Linked DNA regions of Homo sapiens: region 1 is linked to region 2. A link is an interaction called in ENCODE POLR2A ChIA-PET data of the cell type or tissue named here. Cell type or tissue: MCF 10A. All regions are shown on one strand. Each heading gives the region's core, and the rest is flanking DNA. Links, peaks and the distances in the headings are about the cores only.

Region 1 (5,081 bases), core at 1,540-4,039, 110 kb before region 2:
TGGAACTACAGGCACCTGCCATCATGCCTGGCTAATTTTTTGTGTTTTTAGTAGAGACGGGTTTTCACCATGTTAGCCAGGATGGTCTCGATCTCCCGACATCATGATCCACCTGCTTTGGCCTCCCAAAGTGCTGGGATTACAGGCGTGAGCCACTGTGCCCAACCTATTTAATTCTGTTTTAAAAGCTAACTGGAATATATAAAGAGCTCAGACAACTTTACAGAAAAAAGATCTAATAATCTGATCAAAATATGGGCAAAAGATTTGAATAGACATTTCTCAAAAGAAGACATACAAATGGCAGACATATGAAAATGTGCTCAATATCATTGATCATCAGAGAATTGCAAATGAAAACTACAATGAGATATCATCTCACCCTGTTAAAATGGTTTATACCCAAAAGGTAGACAATAACAAATGCTGGCAAGGGTGTGGAGAAAAGGGAACCCTCATACACTGTTGATGGGAATGTAAATTAGTACAACCACTATGGAGAAGAGTTCGGAGGTTCCTCAAAAAACTAAAAATTGAGCTACCATAAGATCCAGCAATCCCACTGCTGGGTATATATCCCAAAGAAAGGAAATCAGTATATCAAAGAGATATCTGCACTCATATGTTTGTTGCAGCACTGTTTACAATAGCTAAGATTTGGAAGCAACCTAAGTGTCCGTCAACAGAAGAATGGATAAAGAAAATGTGGTACATATACACAATGGAGTATTATTCACCCATAAAAAAAGTATGAGATTCAGTGATTCGCAACGACACGGTGGAACTGGAGGTCATTATGTTAAGTGAAATAAGCCAGGCAGGGAAAGACAAACATCACATGTTCTCACTTATTTGAGGTACCTAAAAATCAAATCAATTGAACTCATGGACCTAGGGAGTAGAAGGATGGTTACCAGAGCTTGAGAAGGGTAGTGGGGGGATGGGGGAAGGTCGAAATGGTTAATGGATACAAAAAAAATAGAAATAATTAATAAGACCTACTATTTGATAGCAGAATAAGATGACTAAAGTCAATAATAACTTCATTGTACATTTTAAAATAACAAATGGCATAATAGGATTGTTTGTAACACAAAGGATAAATGCCTGAGGGGATGGACACCCCATTCTCCATGATGTGCTTATTTCACATTGCATGCCTGTATCAAAACATCTCATGTACCCCATTAATATATACGCCTACTATGTACCCCAAAAATTTTTTTAAAAATAAATAAAATTTGCCGGGCGCGGTGGCTCACGCCTATAATCCCAGCACTTTGGGAGGCCGAGGCGAGTGGATCACAAGGTCAGGGGTTCGAAACCAGCCTGACCAACATGGTGAAACCCCATCTCTACTAAAAGTACAAAAATTAGCCGGGCGTGGTGGCGGGCGCCTGTAATCCCAGCTACTCAGGAGACTGAGGCAGGAGAATTGCTTGAACCCAGGAGGCAGAGGTTGCAGTGAGCCGAGATCACGCCACTGCACTCCAGCCTGGGCAACAGAGTGAGACTCTGTCTCAAAAATAAATAAATAAATAAATAAAATGTATGTCTGATCTAAAAAAAGCTAATAATGATAGCTCCTTTATTGAGTGCTTACTGTGCGCCTGAGATGGTTCCAACCATTTTCTTTACAGGTTGCTTTATTTCCTCCATCTGCACAGATGAAGAAACTGTGGCACAGCCAGGTCCAAGCACTTGCCCCAAGCAGTTACTCAGTGGCAGAAGCAGCTTTTGAACTGAGATAAGCCTGTGCACTAATCTGCTATGGTACAGACCTGCCTTTTGAGATATACCGAGCCAAGACTGGCTTTGTCTAGTGTGCCAAACGAACAAGGCCCTGGGAAATTGCTTAGCAGTGACAGTCACGTCTCAGGAATGGCTGCTGAATATGAACAGGGACTGCCAGACAGCTGCTTCCTGATCTAATGGCCTCTCTTTCTAAGGGCTGTCTTCCACATCTACTACGTGGATCACATTCAAAAGCAGGGCTATGCTTCTTCTGGAAGCAAGGAGCTACCTTGAATACAGAAAAATATTCAGGTCTTTATTGCCATCGTAAATTACTTGTGGCCTTGTGAAAGGCTGAGGATGTCGCCAAGCAGGAAACTGTCAATATACCATCAAAGCCTCCCCACCCCATCCTGGCCCCCAATCTGTGCATTGATTATTGTTCTACAAAACCAGCAAAAAATAAATGTTTAAACTAAGTTCAAAAATGAAGCAAAATAATACCCTCTAAATATATGTCTCTCCGTGTGTATTTAATGTATCAATTTATAGTCAAAAGCTAGAAATTATCTACCAAGGAGGCAATTTATACTGTATTTTTTGTCCCTAGAGGAAAAAATGCATGCCTTCTCACAGAATAGCAAAATTTGCAATATGATTGTTTTATATATATTTTAGGCCATTTGTGCAACAAATAAAATATTTTTAAATCAACCAGAAACAAGTCATATTTTGTAATAGTATTAAAAAATAGAATCTATTAGTTACATGCCTCATTTAAAAAGGCTGAATTGTTGGCGGGCAATTTGAGGGTATTAGTTGCATGGAAACACTTGCTTTGGATGGTTGATCACGATTTTATGTTTTAATTCAACACAAGATTAGTTGTTATTTTGATTTGTCCAACTCTAATATCATTGAATATTAAATCATTCACCAATACACTTTCTATTTCTCATTTTTTTGATAATGATGAATATTTAAAAAATAAAAATGCCATTCAAAAACAGGGCTTTCTTTCCTATATTGTTGATGCAATTTTCTACTCTGTAATTCTGACTATATTCCACATATATAACTAATGTGTTTGTCAATCACTCATTGATTCATTCATTAAAAATATATTTATTGAGCCAGGAATATATGTCAGGAACTGGGTTAGCTGCAGAGGGACAAAATGATGAGCAATATGGTCATATTTCCTGTTTTTAAGAAGCTTATGGTCTTGAGCAAGTGTTGGCAAAGCTTTTCTCTAAAGAGCCAGGTATTTTAGTTTTGTGGGTAGTTGCAACTACTTAACGCTGCTGTTACAGTGTGAAAGCAGCTATGAACAATATGCAAATGAGTTAACATGGCTATGTTCCAGTAACACTTAATTTTGCAAAAACAGATGGTGAGCTGGATTTGACCCGAGGGCTGTAGTTTTCCAATCCCTGGTCTAGAAAGGAAAGTAAATATTTATCAAATAATCACACAGATTATTTGCCATGGTAAGTTTGCTAGTTGTAATTCACAGTTGGCTTAAGGGCCATGAAAGACAGCTGCCTTTCACTGTAAGCATGAGCAATAGACTGGTTCCAAGTGGACAAAAAGGTCAGAGAAGTATCTCCTGGGAGAGGAACTATTGAGCTGAAGTTTGAATCAAGAAGTAGATGTTAACCTGGTAAAGAGCGAAGGAAAGAGCATTGCATGCAGCAGGAACAATATACGCAAAGGCCTTGTGATGCAAAGCTGTTCTAGTTTTACGGAGTGAAGGAAGACCACAGTGATTGAAACAAAGTAAACAAGAGGGAGTGCCATAAAACATGGAGACGTGGACAGAGCTTTTCAGATGACTAGATATTGAACAATGCTAAAGTGAAGAGTGTTTTGTTAGGTCTCCCCAAAGGGCCAACTCTCAGCTTCCATTTATAAATCTGGACCGGGAGCCCAAAGCTAAGGTCATTTCCCCCAAACCAAAGCAAGGCTGTGAGGTTCAGTCATGCGTCTCCTGAGAGTGGAAACTTGGCCTTAACTGACTTTACTGCTGTGGGTGGACACATGGCTGGACACAGTGAGGAATGAAGGAGCCAATTTGAGGGCAATCGGAAGACTCAACTGGAGTCTTGGCTTCCCCATGTGACCTTCATGAAATCATGAATACTCATGATGTAACAAACTTTAGAGATCATCCAGCTCTGCAGTTTTCACCTCGTATTTCCAGGATCCCCAGATTTCTGCAAAAAATACTCTGGAAAGCCCAGGTAGGTGAGGAAGACAGTGGGCAACCAGGGTTTCAAATCATTCTGCTCTATTAAGATCTATGAAAAGATAATTGAATCCTGAATAAGATTCCACATTCTTAAAGGTGGCAGAGGGGAGGAGAAAAAAGTTTGAAATCTATTACCCTATAGACAATTTCTATTACATTATGGACACTTCCCATGGAAAGAAACCAGCTCCCCTCACTTTCCATTGTGCTTGCTGCCGCTCAGCTTGAACTACACGTCCTGTCTGATTTCTTATGCAAGGTTCTGGACATCCAGGAGAAAAAGCTCCTCCTGGGAGATTTTCTCAGATGGCCTTTGGCTGCAGTGGTGCATCTTGGGAAAACCTGAGGCTTCTGCTGACTGGCTGTACATTGTGCACCATAAGCCTGTCCTCTGAAATAGATATCAGTTCACCCTCCCTTCTTATGCACAGGCCTGTGGTCCCATTCAAGGACATCAGATGGGTAAATAAAGTAACTCTGCAGACACTGAAATGCAAAATGTAAATGGGACATGGAAACTGAAATGTCCTGTTATAATTCAGGACTTTTCAATTATTTATTTCAGGACTAATTCAATTATTTCTTTCAAATTTTATTTTAGATATGGGGGTACATGTGCAGGTTTGTTGTCTGAATATATTGTGTGATGCTGAGGTTTACGGGTCTGAATGCTCCTGTCACTTAGCAGAGTACCTAATAGTTTTAAAACCCTTTCCTTCTCTCCCTCTCACCTCCAGTAGTTCCCAGTTTCTATTGTTCCCATCTTCATGTCCACGAGTATCCAATATTTAGTTGTCACTTACAAGTGAGAATATACAGGACTTGGTTTTCTCTTTCTCCACTAATTCTCTTAGGTTAAAGGCCTCCTCATGCATCCATGTTGCTGCAAGGGACATGGTTTTATTCTTTTATATGGCTGTGTAGTGTTTCATGGTGTATATGTGCTACATGTGCTTTATCAAATCACCTAGGTTGATTTTATGACTTTGCTATTGTGAATAGTGCTGTAATGAATATCCAAGTGCATATTTCTTTTTGGTAGAATAATTTGTTTTCTTTTCAATATATACCCAGTAATAGGATTGCTGGGTTCAAT
Region 2 (5,081 bases), core at 1,135-3,634:
ACTTGATATGTGGATTTCTACCCTTCTCTGAGGCTTTATTAAACCAGTGTGGACCTTCTCTTACTTAGTATTATACCCCACCCTGTGTGACTTTAAGGCCAACCTCAAAGGTTCTCCTCACTTCCAGTGAGTCTTGGACATGTGATGGAGCTGGGAGGCTTGTACTTTCATGGATATTTTTGTTGTCAACATCTACACGTCTCCAAACAGAAACAGCAATGAGATGTTGTTTTCAGAATTTTGCTGATGTTTCTGGTCACTTTTTATGCTTTCATGGGCTGTAAAATTAAGAACCCCCTGTTGTGACATCTCACAGAACTGTATATTCTAGAAAACCTAGCTTCTCTTTCAATGGCCACAGAGGCAGCATCCACCCACTGTTTCTATCTTTGAGTGTTACTGGTGTATTTTTGCTGTATTTTAAGTCTGTTGAATGAACAATTTTTAAATCTTGGAGCAAGAAAAAATTTAAGATTTGTCTTATCTTAGCCTCCTAACCCATTAGTTTGTGAACTATGCTAACATTACAAGCTTTTGCCCTCTCTTTGTGGATACCAGCTATGGACATTGAGTCACAGAGAGATAGGTGGTGGGGAAACTAATATTTGCTAACCACATACTAGGCTCTACAATTGTGGGTATTTAATTTTGTCATTTTATTTAAACTTCACACAAATCTATTTGCTAAGTATTCTGACTGCCATTTTACAGATCAAAGAATAATGGTTGTGATAGTTAATATTGAGTGTCAACTTGACTGGATTGAAGAATGCAAAATATTGCTCCTGGGTGTGTCTGTGAGGGTGCTGACAAAGGAGATTAACATTTGAGTCAGTGGACTGGAAGAGGCAGACCCACTCTCAATCTGGGTGGGTACCATCTAATCAGCTGCCAGCACAGCTAGAATAAAGGAGGCAGAACGTGGAAGGACTAGATAGGTTGAGTCTTCCAGCCTTCATCTTTCTCCCATGCTGGATGCTTCCTGCCCTCAAACACTGGACTCGAAGTTCTTCAGCTTTTGGACTCTTGTATATATAACAGTGGTTTGCCACGGGCTCATGGACCTTCAGCCACAGACTAAAGGCCGCACTTTTGGCTTCCCTACTTTTGAGGTTTTGGGATTCGGACTGGCTTCCTTGCTCCTCAGCTTGCAGAGGACCTATTGTGGGACTTCACCTTGTGATTGTGTGAGTCAATACTCCTTAATAAACGCCCTTTCAAATATACATCTATCCTATTAGTCCTGTCCCTCTAGAGAACCCTGACTAATACAATAGCTAAAAGAGACTAAGAAAGATATCCATTATCTACACAGTCAGTGAACAAGAAATCGAGCCCATGGCTAAGTGGCTTTATGTAAATACAGTTTCTACCCATTAGACGCCATTGCTGGCATAAGCATCATGGCGTCTGTCTGGAACAAGGCAGGGAATTCAGGGCATATCTACCCAAGCACTGGCAACTCTGACCATGAAGAAATCTATTTAACCTTTTCCACTCACTAGATACTATTTAAGCGTCATTCACATATCAAAGAGTAGCTTTCTGGGAAAATAATCCAAAGTGAGAAGAAGTGAGAAAGGGAGTTTTAAATCATTCTATGGATGACAATGGCAGGGATGTGTAATGAAGGGGCCAATCTTCCTGGGAGCCACTAGCAGTTGCAGCTGACTGCCTTTAACTTCAATCCACACATTCAAAACAATGGTTGCAAGGAGAGATGTCTGCAAGGCCAAGCATAGCAACACTGGCTTCCACCCTTGGTAAATGGTGGCAAAGACGGTGGTGGGGGAGAACAGTGTGAAAAGAATAAAAACTATATGGCAGCCAGATGTTCAACTCACAATAAGTAATTTTTCAGTGTCACTTTCACAGCTCACAGATCCTGGATCTTCTGCTTTGAAGAAAGTTTGGGCTTTGGCAGAATCGGGTGCTATTAGCCCAAAGAATGAAGCTCATGACTTAAGAGTTTCCATCACGACTCTTGTCAGGGGAAGCATTCTTTCCCAGGCACACCTCTCTTTGTCTCTGGGTTTCAGGAGCAAAAGTTCTGCAAGAGTCTCTAAGGTGAGTCAGTGCCTGTGAGCCCTGGTTGCTCTTCCAATTTAAGACCTCAGGGTTGAAATAAAGCCAGACTATGGAGCAAACCCTAATCCCTTGGAGTTTGGATGTTTGTTCATGCAGAATTTAGTGCTGTCTCAACAGACAGGCACAAACATGTTTCTTAAAGCAGGGGTGAAAGGCATGTGAGGCAGGAAGAAAATATCAAATTGAGCGCTTAGGAGAAGCTTCAGTTCCCTTCTCTAGTTCTACAAGAGTGTGTAGAAAACCAATATACATTGTAAACCAAAAATAAAATCCTACATCCCCCAAATGACTGAATGGACCCCTCTGGGCCAAGGGGAAGCTGAAAAACTGAATTCCTGACCATGATGGGAAAAGAGCTCAGACATACCTCATTATACCCCCTCACTTTTGGAATTTAGGCACAACTGACCAGCATTAACATTAAAATAGAGATCATGTAACTGCTAAAGCAGACTCTTTGTGTCAACAAGATACCAAATTCTAACCTGAATCTGGGATAGCATCACATGACACATCGCATGCCCTAAAGGAAATCAAAATATTTTACCCCAAAATATAATATAGTTATATAGTTCTCTGACATATATTTCTTTTTCTTTTTCTTTTTTTTTTTTTTTTTTTTTTTGAGACAGAGTCTCACGCTGTCACCCAGGCTGGAGTGCAGTGGTGCAATTTTGGCTCACCGCAACCTCCGCTTCCTGGGTTCAAGTGAGTGTCCTGGCTCAGCCTCCCAAGTAGCTGGGTTTATGGGCACCCGCCACCACGCCCAGCTAATTTTTTGTATATTTAATAGAGACGGGGTTTCACTATGTTGGCCAGGCTCATCTCGAGCTCCTGACCTCATGATTTACCCACCTGGGCTTCCCAAAGTGCTGGGATTACAGGCTGAGCCACCTCACCCGTCCTCTCTAACATATTTTTAAATGGCCCTGCAAAGCCCTCTCTTGTGGCAGAAATTAGCCTCTGTATAGAATCTCCTCTTACTAGGTCTTTACTGGATCCAGAAGAGATTTAACTGAGATTCCAAAACCTTTTAATGTCCAAAGAAAGGCATTTACCATCCTTTCTCTCTGAAGCCTGCTGCTTAGAGGTTTCATCTACGTAACAAGAACCTTGGCTTCTACAGCCTTCCCCATCTTAACTCAAGCATTTCTTTCTACTGAATTCAACTTTTTCGACAAAGCTTAACTCTTTCAAGCAATTACCAATCAGAAAATCTTTGAAATTACCTGTGACCTGTAAGCCCCACCCCCGCCAATTGCCAATCTGCACTTTCTGGGCTGAACCAATGTATACCTTACATGTATTAATTTATGTTTTTGCCTGTAACTTCAGTTTCCCTAAAATGTATAAAACCAAGCTGTAACCCAACCATCGCAGGCACATTTTCTCAGGACCTCTCAAGATTGTACCCCACGCCATGGTCAGTCATATTGGCTCAGATAACCTCTTCAAATATTTTACAGAGTTTGGCTTTTTTCATCAACATCAAACATAATTCTCTAAATAAGTTTTATACAGAATTTCCCAAGGTTTAATTCACTGTAAGAACACAGATTGAAATATAAAGCTTCTCTCTCTGAGTGGTGACATTACGGGCAATTCTACTTTTCCTTTGCATATGTATTTCTCAAGTTTTCTGCAATGATATTGCTTACAAGAGAATGACAGAGGAAGGAAGAATGGGAGGAAAATCAGATAACTTCAAACCTCACTATCTAGTACTGCTCAATTCTACCTTGGTAACTGAAGCTGGACATCCATTAGTATATTTTCCAAATATGCTTTTGTTGACAAGACACAAATTAAAATGTGACTATAAACTGGCATGGGAATCTGCACCTCAATTTTAATAGCAAGAAGAAAAACAAGGCGTTGAGCAAATGAAAGAGCATAAACACAAGGAAACATAGGGGAAAAAACAACCCCGGGAAGAGCATGGCAGAAATAATGGGACTCACCAGCATCCATTCCAGTCTCTAAGTCTAAACCAATCATAGCAGTTTCACCCGCTGTGTGTGACTGGTTCAGGAACGGGTCTCTAATCCCATTCTGACCTAAGAGACTGGAGTCTACCAGCCTGAGGGTGAAGATGACTCCCAGGCTGGCAGAGCAGAGGCCTCTAAAAAGCATGATGGTATCAGGAAAGCTCTGATCAGCCACTGCATTGTCTGCCCCTCTGTGATGTAAATAATGCTTGCCATCACTATTTGAAGCCAATTTGAGGTGTGTGTTCTGCTACTTACTACCCAACATGCCTTATTTGCACAAATGGCCATGCAGACTTCCTCTTCTTCACAATTTTACCTAAGGAATGAACTTATTTTGCAATCCTGTCACACTAGTAATCTTTTCTTTTGAAAAAAGTGGGGTATTGGTTACTCTGTCATGATGATTTGTGCCCTATTTTTTGTATTTGTCCTTTTTCTTCAATCTTGCATATGCATCTTGTTATGACATTCCACCTCCTGATTTTCTTATGATTGTTCATTGCGCATGGTAAAAACATAACAGTAATTTATTGCCTGTAACTGAAGAATTATGTACATAAAGCACACATTAACATGTTAACTTATTAGGACTAATATAGTCAATTAAAATGGAAATGTTCATTTATTCAAAGGATCATGTGTCAATCTTGCTTTGGAAAAAATACTGGCATGAAATCTAGCAATAAAGAAACACACACACACATACACAAATATTAACCACTTAATTAGTGCATTTATAGTTTCCTTGACAATCTTAAAATTCTGAATTACTTAGTAAAATACAAAAAGTACAAAAAATGTAAAATTTACTTGTGTACCAGAATTAACAAATATTAACATTTTGCCAATTTTTATTTCAAGCACTTTCTATTAAAAAAATAGGAGATTAAGGATGAAGTTGAAGTTTATTCCTCCCACAACTCGTTTCTCTATTTTCCTTCCTAAAAGTATCATGAAGTTTTTAAAAAATGTTTTAATATACACATTCATCCCAATGAACAA

The links. Peaks named below come from ENCODE experiments on the same cell type or tissue, not always from the same donor. Only the 100,000 strongest peaks of a DNase experiment are listed, where the experiment ranks them.
Region 1: POLR2A ChIA-PET joins it to region 2 with 14 read pairs; 2 of 35 experiments call an interaction of 5 or more read pairs at or near these places.

What each region holds. Positions count from the first base shown.
Region 1 is chr15:93,940,563-93,945,643 of GRCh38, reverse strand. The region is part of intron 2 of LINC01580 (long intergenic non-protein coding RNA 1580); the gene reads right to left. The region is part of intron 8 of LINC01581 (long intergenic non-protein coding RNA 1581); the gene reads left to right. Among named protein-coding and RNA genes, the nearest start is that of LINC01580, 42 kb to the right of the region's middle. In MCF 10A, for the core only: no CTCF peak of the experiment used is centred there; a DNase peak (open chromatin) is centred at 3,023.
Region 2 is chr15:93,834,683-93,839,763 of GRCh38, reverse strand. No RefSeq gene overlaps it. Among named protein-coding and RNA genes, the nearest start is that of LINC02207, 19 kb to the left of the region's middle. In MCF 10A, for the core only: no CTCF peak of the experiment used is centred there; a DNase peak (open chromatin) is centred at 2,113.